Regions from separate parts of the Mus musculus genome. Here region 2 is linked to region 1. Evidence: chromatin loops called from intact Hi-C (ENCODE). Cell type or tissue: heart. All regions are shown on one strand. Links, peaks and the distances in the headings refer to the core of each region. The heading gives the core; the rest is flanking DNA. Region 1 holds the start of Areg (amphiregulin). Region 2 has its middle 25 kb from the start of Gm19619.

Evidence for each region. Peaks named below come from ENCODE experiments on the same cell type or tissue, not always from the same donor. Only the 100,000 strongest peaks of a DNase experiment are listed, where the experiment ranks them.
Region 2: it touches region 1 in a loop (4-fold over the local background); 2 of 42 quality-filtered maps call a loop at or near these places.

The regions. Positions count from the first base shown.
Region 1 is chr5:91,136,881-91,142,258 of GRCm38, forward strand. Areg (amphiregulin) reads left to right here and starts at 2,719. Exons shown (of 6, transcript NM_009704.4): 1 at 2,719-2,994; 2 at 4,018-4,245. The coding sequence starts at 2,934. In heart, for the core only: a CTCF peak has its summit at 2,873; a DNase peak (open chromatin) is centred at 2,641; H3K4me3 peaks cover 1,116 bases; H3K27ac peaks cover 555 bases; H3K27me3 peaks cover 1,882 bases.
Region 2 is chr5:91,305,747-91,311,124 of GRCm38, forward strand. No RefSeq gene overlaps it. Among named protein-coding and RNA genes, the nearest start is that of Gm19619, 25 kb to the left of the region's middle. In heart, for the core only: a CTCF peak has its summit at 2,345 (motif pointing left); no DNase peak of the experiment used is centred there.

The sequences.
Region 1 (5,378 bases), core at 251-5,250:
ATGCTCCCTTCCCAGATTTTAAGTCAGAAGTGACAAAGGAATTCTCATGGAAACAGCCAACTTTTACTTCAAACAGAAAGCAAGTTGGTTCTGATGACAAATATCCAAACCCTGTATAGATCCTAGTAAGGGGCTGGAACACTGACTGCTCTTGCAGAGGACCCATACACAACCCCCACCACCCACATGGCAGCTCACAAAGGTCTGTATTCCCAGTTCCAGGGGAGTCAATACTCTCCTTTGGCCTCTGTAGGCACTAGGCACAAGGCACAGGCACAGATGTGGTACACAAATAGAGATGCAGACAAAACACCCATTCACAGAAAATAAAATAATGATAAATATAAGAAAAAGGATAATTAAGAAAATAGGAAGTAAAGATCTAGCTGCATTCTGAGCAAAGTCAAGTTATTGTGCCTTGTAAATAAAAGCAACATTTAGTGGCTCATTGAAAATTAAAAATTCCGTTTAAAGGAGTGTAAGAAAACAAGAATAGAATAGAACGGAACAGAGCTAGGCTAGCAACAACAACAAAAATGAAACCTGTGAGACTCGGAATGTATGTAGCCCTGTAAGCAGATTGCCTGAGCTCTGTGGGCAAGACTACATCATCCTCAATTGCAGACACCTCATCTAGAAGAAGAAAAAGAGGAGGAGGAAGAGGAGGAGGAAGGGGAGGAGGAGGAGGAAGAGGAGGAGGAGGAAGAGGAAGAGGAGGAGGAAGAGAAGGAGGTGCTGGCAGCAGAAGCAGCAGCAGCAGCAGCAGCAAGGACAGAATGGACAGGGTCTTTTTCTACCCCAGAACGGATGGGGAGCATCTTTCATCCCCATTGGTGGCCGCCCTAAATCGTACCTTCTTTCTATCCAAACTTCCTGCTCAGAAGGCCTCCCAGGGCCTTTTTCCCTTCCCGCACAGGGCTGTCTGTGATACCTACAGGCCAAATTAAACTACAGCCTCCTTTCCCAGCGTACTGTGAATCAATCCCTTTTATCTGATTTAGTAGATTTACTTAATCATATGTGGCCCACACGACTGGGCTCTCAACAAACATGGTGCTGCTCACTAAATCTCCCTCTTGGTGATTTCCCACACAAAAGTAAAGCACAGTTTACACAAAGTACTCCTTCACCAAACACTGAGTAGAAGTGAGGGCACAGTTCAGGACTTTTCTGTATCTCCTCTCCAAAAGCCCATGTTTTTGTTCTAAGAGTTTAAAACCAATAGTCCTGAAAAGGCTGATTGGGGGAGCTCAGTCAGGGAGGGTCGTGGATAAGGGCAGGAAACAGCTTAGAGAAAGTGTGTCTTGTTTTCTTTAAGCCAAGAGAAATCCATTTCTTTTTTTTTTTTTTTTTAATATTTTTTATTATTACCTATTTTCCTCAATTACATTTAGAATGCTATCCCAAAAGTCCCCCATACCCTCCCCCCCCCATTTCCCTACCCACCCATTCCCATTTTTTTGGCCCTGGCGTTCCCCTGTATTGGGGCATATAAAGTTTGCGTGTCCTGAGCTACTAGAGCATGAGAGTTCGGGGAAGTAACTGCCCTCACTTCCTTTGCAGCTAAATATGCCCCCAGTGGGGTTCGGTTCCCTCTCCTCTCCTCCCCTCTCCCCTCCCCTCCCCTCCCCTCCCCTCCCCTCCCTTCCCCTCCCCTCCCCTCTCCTTTCTCTCTCCTCTCCTTTCTCTCTCTCTCTCTCTCTCTCTCTCTCTCTCTCTCTCTCTCTCTCTCTCTCTCACACACACACACACACACACACACCAGTCTTTCTGCTAGCCCAAATAGCCCCTCACATTTGCTCTGTTGCCTGGGTGGGCCTGGAAGTTCCTCTAGCCTGGGTGCTGGAGTCGCAGATGTGTCCCCATTAGGGCTCTCTCTCAGGCTGGAAATGAGGGCCTCCCTGGATTCTTCCAATTTGAACACCTAAATCATCTTGACAACTTTCCTTTTCTATGAAACTTTCTTCTGCCCAGCAACCCTCTTCTTAAAGGTCAGTTTAGCCCTCAATCTCTTTATCAGAGCTGCAAGGGGCAGATTTCAGTGACAAACTAATTTGAATCAAATCTACATAATGTGTGTTTGAGTTAATTCATTTTTTTCTGCTTTTTACATCTGTCTTTTATTGGTTTGTAAAATAGGGGAGCACACTTATCCCCAGCAACTTATTATTGGTCTCATGATACAGCTCAGGTTAACTTCTCCCTGTAACCTCTACTTCAGTCTCCCTAAGTGCCACTGTCTGGCCACGCCCAGCTAAAACCTTAAGTGTAATTCGAGTAGAAAGACCAGCAAATACTGCAGAGAGGAAGGCCGCAGGGAGGGTGTCTGATTGATAACTAGGTTATTAGGAGTCCTTTAGCGCTTCGTTTATCCTCCTCAAAGTCTTCGGGCTAACATCACTAAGCCACAGTTGCTCTGAAAGCTCCACAAACATCCTAAAATGGGACTTTGGTACTTAATGTCCCGGCCTGCTGTCCTGTTAATGTATATGCAAAGAGTTTCTTTGGGCTGTCAGCTCCTCAGCACCACTCTAACTTAAAACACAACGCGAGTGGGAAAGTTTCTCCCCGCGTAATCAGGGCTCGATCCCCACTTCCTCCCGCGTCAGCTGGGTTTTTGGAGTAGTAACCTCCCGCCTCCACCCAGGGCTGGTCCGTGACGTCACGGGCGGTGGCTCCAGCGGGTCTATAAAAGCAGCAGGTGCTCGCCGCACCCTGGATCCCGCTTCCTTCGCTCCCTTCTGACCCGCGGCCACCGCCCGGACATCTCCAGCTGAGCCTGAGGCGCTGGCCGCTCCAGCCGTCCGGAGCCCGGCGGGCTGGGCTTCCCTGCGCCGGTGCTCGCCCGCTGCTCCGTGGTTCCGCTGCTCCCGCCGCCCGGAGCCGCTGTCGTGTTGCTGCAGAGACCGAGACGCTGCCGGCCGGTGGAACCAATGAGAACTCCGCTGCTACCGCTGGCGCGCTCAGTGCTGTTGCTGCTGGTCTTAGGCTCAGGTGAGCATCCGCCACCTCTCAGGTTGTTGCCCCTTGAATGCTGCTGCCTCTTGACATTCCCCAAACGTCAGGGAGCAGATCCCCTTAGCTCATACCCCTGAAATTGCTCATGCTAGGAGGGTGAGAGAAGCAGACGAAGTCTCTAGCATGACCCAAGGTCTCTAGCATGACCCAAGGACCAGCTGATGGAAACCTAAGAGGTCATTTTAGCCCACCCTTTTCTTTGATAACTAAGGAAACTGAGGTCCAGGCAGGTGAAGTAGTTTCTACAAAAGTAGTTAATCCAGGAGGATTTGAAGGAGGGCTCTTTGCCTTCTGTCTCCATTCTTCTGTCTAGTGATTTTATTTTTCCCTCTCCAAAGCAGACTCAAAGTGTTCAGAGGTTGAAAGCATCGCTGCCAAATGCTGTCTTGATATTAAAAAAAAAAAAAAGAATTAAAATGAAATCAAGGACTGAAGCTCAGGACTCCTCCAAGGGGTTACCCGGCTCTGAACCTTTTCTCTGTGTGATAATAATAGATAAAGACGGTAAAAACCGTTGCTCTTTGCCACTATTGGCACTACCTTTTGCATCTTATGTACAGATTCAATGGCTGTAAACAAGAGTTAAAATGTATCAGTACCGGTCAAAAGATGGCAGGAAAGCTTTGGAAAAGCGCACCCAAGTTAGACCCGAAGGGTGTAGGCCACTTAGACATTGCGGGTTACGTGATTCTGGGGGCATTGCCTTGGCAGGACTTATCCAATTGTGGAAATTAATGTAGGCGATCTGGAAAAGAAAACCCAGATAAAAGAAACTCAGTAATTTGGGCAACTGAGTTTGCTTCTTGGCAGACTGGGAAGTTGCTTCTATGAGCGACTCAGTCAAACAAAACAAAACAAACAAAAAACAAATCCCAACACCCAATAGCACACATGCAGTAACTGTTTGATATGAGGAGACACACATGTCTACACAGCAATGCTCACTTACTGAGACAGAAGTATCCGACTCATCTCTTCTTATTCTCTCCGTCCCTGCAGGCCATTATGCAGCTGCTTTGGAGCTCAATGACCCCAGCTCAGGGAAAGGCGAATCGCTTTCTGGGGACCACAGTGCCGGTGGACTTGAGCTTTCTGTGGGAAGAGAGGTTTCCACCATAAGCGAAATGCCTTCTGGCAGTGAACTCTCCACAGGGGACTACGACTACTCAGAGGAGTATGATAATGAACCACAAATATCCGGCTATATTATAGATGATTCAGTCAGAGGTGAGTGGAGGGCACAAGGAAAGCGTTGTCTGTGAGATGCGGGTTTTACCTCTGCAAAGTGGCTTCAGAAGGGAGATGGCTCAGTTTTCTAAAGGCTTTGTAGGCGTGGCTATTGCGAGTCCTCAGAGCCACGTGGAGGTTGCATCCTGAAAGTCCAAGGCATTCATCAAAACCTCATGTGCATGTTTAATGTTTGCAACTCTGGTACATAGACATAACTGTGCTCATTTTACACAAGAATTGAAGCTCAGAAAGGTTGTGTGCCGCCCCCCTACCCCCTTTCCCGCCTCTGGGAACAAGCAACTGAGTCAGATTCAGAACCTCAATCTGTTTGACTCCTGGGATGATGGTCTTTTCCAATATGCGACATGACCTCCATTCTGGGAGCATAGGTCGTCATTAACCATTCCTGTGAGCCTTGTAGCTCAACATTTGTGTCCCCTCCCCCACACTACCTGACTTAAAATAACTGCATTCTAACACAAATAAGGGGTCAGAAGGAATAATGACGAACCCTAGAAATGTTAAAGATGTATGTGTGGATTTTATTTTTATCCAAACTACTGATCCCTGGTTTGGTTGTTTTTTTGTTTTGTTTTTTCTCTCCTATCAGACAGATGTTTTTTTTTTTTTTTTTAAATAACGTTTTTTGTTTTTGTTTGTTTGTTTGTTTTGTTTTGTTTTTTGAGAGATAAAAGCTCACCACTCTCATTTTACTTTGTCATTTGGAGAGAAGAGGCCATTGATAAGTCAGATCTTGGAGGCAGGGCGAGGTGATATCAGAGTTCATTAAGGTCTCTTAAGACTTCCCTAGCAGCTTCCCTGACTCCTCCTCCTCCTCCAATGGAGTCTCCCAGAGGGGAGGAGGAATGAAGGAGGGACAGAGGCAGAGACAGGGATAAACCTCCCTTGGTGAGCATTCTATGACAATACCTTGCTTCTCAATCTTTTTTTTTTTCAATTTATTTATTTATTTTTTAATATTTGTAGTAGGAAAGGGGATTAGGTTGGACCATCAAGGCGTCCGGCAGCCTGTTAAAGGTGTGTTAAGTTACTAACAGTTCTGGAGGTCAACTTCTGGAGCGAGCAAGAGGCTAGCACCTAGAAAGAACTGCGGTGACACATGTACAAAG
Region 2 (5,378 bases), core at 104-5,103, 170 kb after region 1:
GAGAAGCTGGGACAGACTTGATCAAAATAAATTACATACATGTATAAATACATCATAATGAAACTCATTTTAACGCATCATTAATAGATACTAATGCAAACATTGACAGGGATTGGAAGATGGTTCAGGGGTGAGAGTGCTTGCTGCACGTGCATGAGGACCTATGTTCCCATCCCCAGTAGCCAGCCACGTCAAAACCCAGGCATGGCTATGTTCTGCTATAATCCCAGCACCTAGGGAGAGGAAGGCAGGAAGAGAGATGAAGCTTTGCAGAGAGAAATAGAGAGAATCCCATACCTTACCCTGTCCTCCACACGTGTGCAGGTGTGGGCTCTTGTGTTCCCACATGCACAAACACTCTAACTCCATACACATAGAAAAGCATTTCTAAAAGTCAATTTAGTCTTTTTTCCAATGTAGTTCAATTATTCACCCTTCTGCCTTCCTTTTAGGCATATTAGCTTAGTCCTGAGTCACCACTGTCTTACAGATATACATCAGCACTTGGGATAGAGGAAAAATGATGAGAAAGCAAGTCCTGGTGGGTACAGAGAAGTTCAGAGCATGGGCTTGCCTTGAACGTTATCTTTAAATTGTTTAAAAAGAACAAGAATTAGATGCATTTCCTAAAGGTTGTATATGACACAGTAGAAAGATAAATCCCTAATCCACAACTTCAAGTCCAGCGACTAATATTATTTAAGTATGTAACATATAAAAGCATTTATTTATTTCTGCAAAGGCTAAAGTATGAGTAATTAATTAATAAGTCTAAGAGAAGTGGTGGAGGATTTCTTACATGTTAGGAACGCCCCAGGAGTACAGGGAATAAACCAATCATGGGTCCTGTTCTCATGGGACAGATGACCCAATGCCTAATAACGGCCAGGAAGAAAGATAAGACAGTATATGAAGAACAAGGGGCTGGAGAGGAATGTGTTGGCGTTTGCTAGACAAGTTGGTTTTCTCATTTGGAGTCTGAGTGTCCCCCCAAAGTCCCATGAGTTAAAGATTTGATTCCCAGGCCATGGGTGCGTTAAGAGAAAACAGTTAAAACAGGACTAGGTAGAGCTGTCCTCTGTCTCTTGCTCCAGTTGATCACCTCAGATTTTGCTGTGGCAGCTGTTTCCTGAGAAAGGAGCTTACTCGGGAAAGATAGCATCTGCTGGTCTCAGACTCACTGTGTAACTTAAGCCAGCAATCTTCCTGCCTCATCCTCTCCAGTAGCAGATGCAGGCACATGTGACCATGTCTAATTTATGCAAAATTCTGAACACATAATTTATGCAAAATTCTGAACACAAAATTCTTCTCATTTCCCTGTTGCGAGCTGGTTCTAACATCTATGCTTTGGCTTATCCCAGGAGAGCCAGCAGGGACACGAGAGAAGCTGAGAGGAGGAAGAAGGTTCCCACCTGTCTAGAGGCTCCAGACTCTAGGTCTGGTTAGAAGCTTGCTCACTGTTTTGGGAATCTGATTCTTCCAAAGCCCCAAGTCTTCCCCCTGGTGTAGGCAAAGGCTCCTGCAAGTGGACTCAGCTCTTGTCTCTGCCTCTTTGGCTTGCAGAATCTCCCATTCTTCTGAGTGACTGACTGGTAGAAGGGAGCCTGTTTCTGCCTATAGTCAGCCTCTTTCCACTCTCCAGGCATGGGCTACACAGCATCTGATTCACTCAGCCGAGGACCCCATCTCATAGATCTCTCAGTGGGCCTGACCTCCGTTTCTAGAGCAAGGTCGGAATGATAGACACTATTGTCTCCCCCAACCTCTAAGGGAAGGAAGATGAGACCTCAGAGAAAGTCCATTAGATTAGCCCTTCAAAGAATTCTGCTGGGCAATAACACATTCACACCTCACCTGCACCCTGCTCCCATCTATGACTTTAACAGTGAAACGGAATGGATCTTAATGCACCACCATTTTGCTCCCAATCTATGCCTCCAAATGGGAGGTCATCCTGGCATTCAATTGCAAATTTGGTACCAATTTGTATAGGTGCTTTGAGCATACCTGTAATTTAGCAGAAGTGGAGCATCTCCACGATGAGGAAGAGGTCTCCTCTCAGAATCTCTAGAGGCTGGATAGTCCCATCCTCCCGTTTGTCATTCATGATCTGTTTCTCTTTCCTTGATGCAGTCAGCTGCTATCAGTTTCTATCAACTGATTTACAGCCTTTAAGAAAAAAACAAAAAACAAAAGCAAAGCAACAACTAACCACAGGTGCATCCTAGAGAAAGCATCTGGGTTAAAGAATATTTCCACATTAGACAATTTACCTCCCGGTTGGTTCACCTGATGCCACTGTCCCTGTAATTAGCTGGGATCATTGCACCCTCTTGTGGTGATTTCTAAGTGCTGCAGAACAGGATCCCATGAACTTCCACAATTCACTCTTCAGATTGCTGATTCATTGTGGTTTTGAATGGCATTAACTCTTAGCTACCCTGTGATCCAAGGAATTTCAGCCAACACTTTGCCTGAAACTAATCTGAAAATCCCATGTCAATAGCAAAAATTCTAGATTTTTACTATTTCTTGCTGCTGGCAGATTAACACAATAAGTAATTCTTTCTCAAAACTAATTATCTCACCTGTTTTTAATGAAACCCTTGCTTTTAGATAATTATAAGCTAAGCTGCACCCATAGAAAATGACACAGAGATTCTGTGTGCTCTTTTCCCATAGCTGCAAAAGAAAACATTTTGCAAAGCTTCAGTACCACATTAAACCCAAGACAATGATGAAGGATGAAGATGCAGGAAGCTCATACCATTGAGACCTCATCATAGCCTCCACCTTTCCCCTCTGCATGCACCTCATAGCCTCCTGCTTCTGCCTAATTTTTTCTCACCTGGCAATCATTTATCTTCTCTACTTGTCTCTAATTTTGTTATTTCAAGAATGTTATCGTAAAATGGAACTGTGTGCAATCTTCTGAGATTGGCTTTCGTCCAAGCTGTTGTGTGTAACAGTTCATTGCTTCTCATCACTGAGTGGTGTCCCACGATGTGGGTGTACTGGCATTTATTTTACCACGTTCTTGGTGACGGACATCTGGATTGTCTCAAAGCTGTTGGAAACACTGGTGCGTAGGGTGTTAGAGGGACATATGTTTTTAAGAGGACATGTCCATGAAAGCAATTGCTGTTTGTCACAGCAGGTGCATATTTAGCTTCCAGAGCAGCTATTGACGTTGTATTACCTCTCCACTAGTATGCCTATGCTTTCTTCCTTGCCCCTGGTGCTGATAAGGAAAGGGTAGAGATGGTACTACCACCCCCTCAGCCAAAGAAGGCATGGAAAAGATCAGCCATAGTGCTATCTCAGTAGAAATCAGGAGAGCAGTGATGTTGGATGCTGATGCTGTAACGGCTGCACTTACAAAGAAGTCTAGACCTGTGACCCGGAAAAAACTACTCAAGGTGCTATAACTTCTGCCCATGGGGACAAATCAGCAGCATCACTTCTGATGCAGTGACTTAGGTTGGAAGAAAGGACATCACCATAGCACCAGCCTTGATCTTTCCAGTTGTAAAGGTTTTAGACAATGCTGTAGCCATTACAATGGGAGAACAATAAATATTGAATAGAGGTGGGGAAGTAACAAAGTAACAAAAAGTGATGTTACCGTTGCAAAGACAATAGATATAAAGGATACATATTTGCACTAAACAAATGAGGAGAGGGCATCTTAACCCTGCACTTTGTTAGCAGCAATCCAAAATGATGCAGGCACAGTGAATGTCTCAAAGCCATAGAAATAGAATTGGCATGAAAAGACAAATCTCAATTCTGTGAGTATTTATTTATATAGGGAGGCACGGACTGATGTGTGTTCTCCCATACATTCTCAGAATGTCACCAGAAGGCAGAAGCTACCCTACCGTCCACCAACACAGGAACAGATGAACTGAATGTGAGATATGGATATGGTAGAACATTACTAAATCTTTAGAAGAGAATTTGACAACCTGGACAGATCTGGGGGGCTCTGTGTTATGTGAAGCAAGGAAATCGCCAATTGGTACTTAGAATTCCACTCATGTGAACAGAGCAGTCAGCTTCACAGAGAGCAGAGTGGTGGTGGCCAGGATCTTGGGTAGGGAGCGAGGGGAATCACTGTGTAATGGACTCAGAGTACTATTTTTGCTGGATGGAAAGAGCTAGTGGAGTAGAGTGCTGGATCATAGAGAGATAAGAAGCTAGCAGCATTTAACATCATTGACCAAATGTAAATATAGTGAAAATAACAAATTTTGTATCATATGTATTTTACTACAATAAAATGAGAAAATCAGATATATTTGCATGTGGTTTTCCAAGGTTTGCAGCTTGCTCTGTTCATCTTTGTGTTCTTCCCCTTGTTAGTGCTGTGTGGATGGTCAACTGAACCTACACAATACTGTGTGAAGTCAGCACAATGACTTTCCCTTGAATTTCCTTCTTTGAGATAATTTTAAATATTCCAGTGGGGGATTATTTTTTTTTCTTGCCTCCCTATATAAATTCTAGAATGCTCTCATCAATGTGTACCAAAAAGGATCTTTCTGAGTTGTGGCAAGAATTATATTAAATCTTGACATCAATTTTGAGAAAACTGCCATATTCACTCATCATCCAAGAGGCTTCCTCCGGCAGCAGGTGGAAACAGATGCAGGGACCTATAGGCAGACATCAAGAGGAGGGTCTAGATGGGATGTCGCCATAAATCCCTCCCTTCAATTCTGCAGAAGAGGAGGTGGAAAGACTGTAAGAGCCAGAGGGGACAGACACCAGGAGAACAAGGCCCGCTGAATCAACTAAGCGAAGTGTATATGAGCTCACAGCAATGGAAGCAGAAGGCCCAGGGCCAGCATGCATCTGCACCACGTCTTCTGCATATACATTATAACTGTTAGCTTGGTGTTTGTATGGGACTCCCGTGTGTGAGGATGAGTGGGCCTCTCATACTTGTGTCTACTACTCAAATTCTTCTCCTTCACTTGGGCTGACTTACTCAACTTCCACATGAAGATCTTTGCCTTATCTTATTATATTTTACTTTTTCACATTAAAAAGAAATTTAAAAGCCTTGACATTAGTTTTGAGAAAATTGCCATCGGTGTTCTCTAGAGCCTTACAATCCATGAGGCTGCAGTTTCTTCATTTACCTGGATCTTCTCCACTTTCTGGGTCAGCATTTTATAGTGTTATGTATATAATGCCTGTGTGTTTTATTAGAGAGTTATGATCTTGGGGAGTCATAAGTGTAGCTTCACACACTACCTTGGTTGTCAGTGGGACTCTACCCTGCCCTGCTTGTCTGAGGGGGAGTGTGGCTGTTGTCTGAAAGTACTGTGTTGTTCAGCTGCCCACCTCCTGCCCCTTTGGGGAGAGCA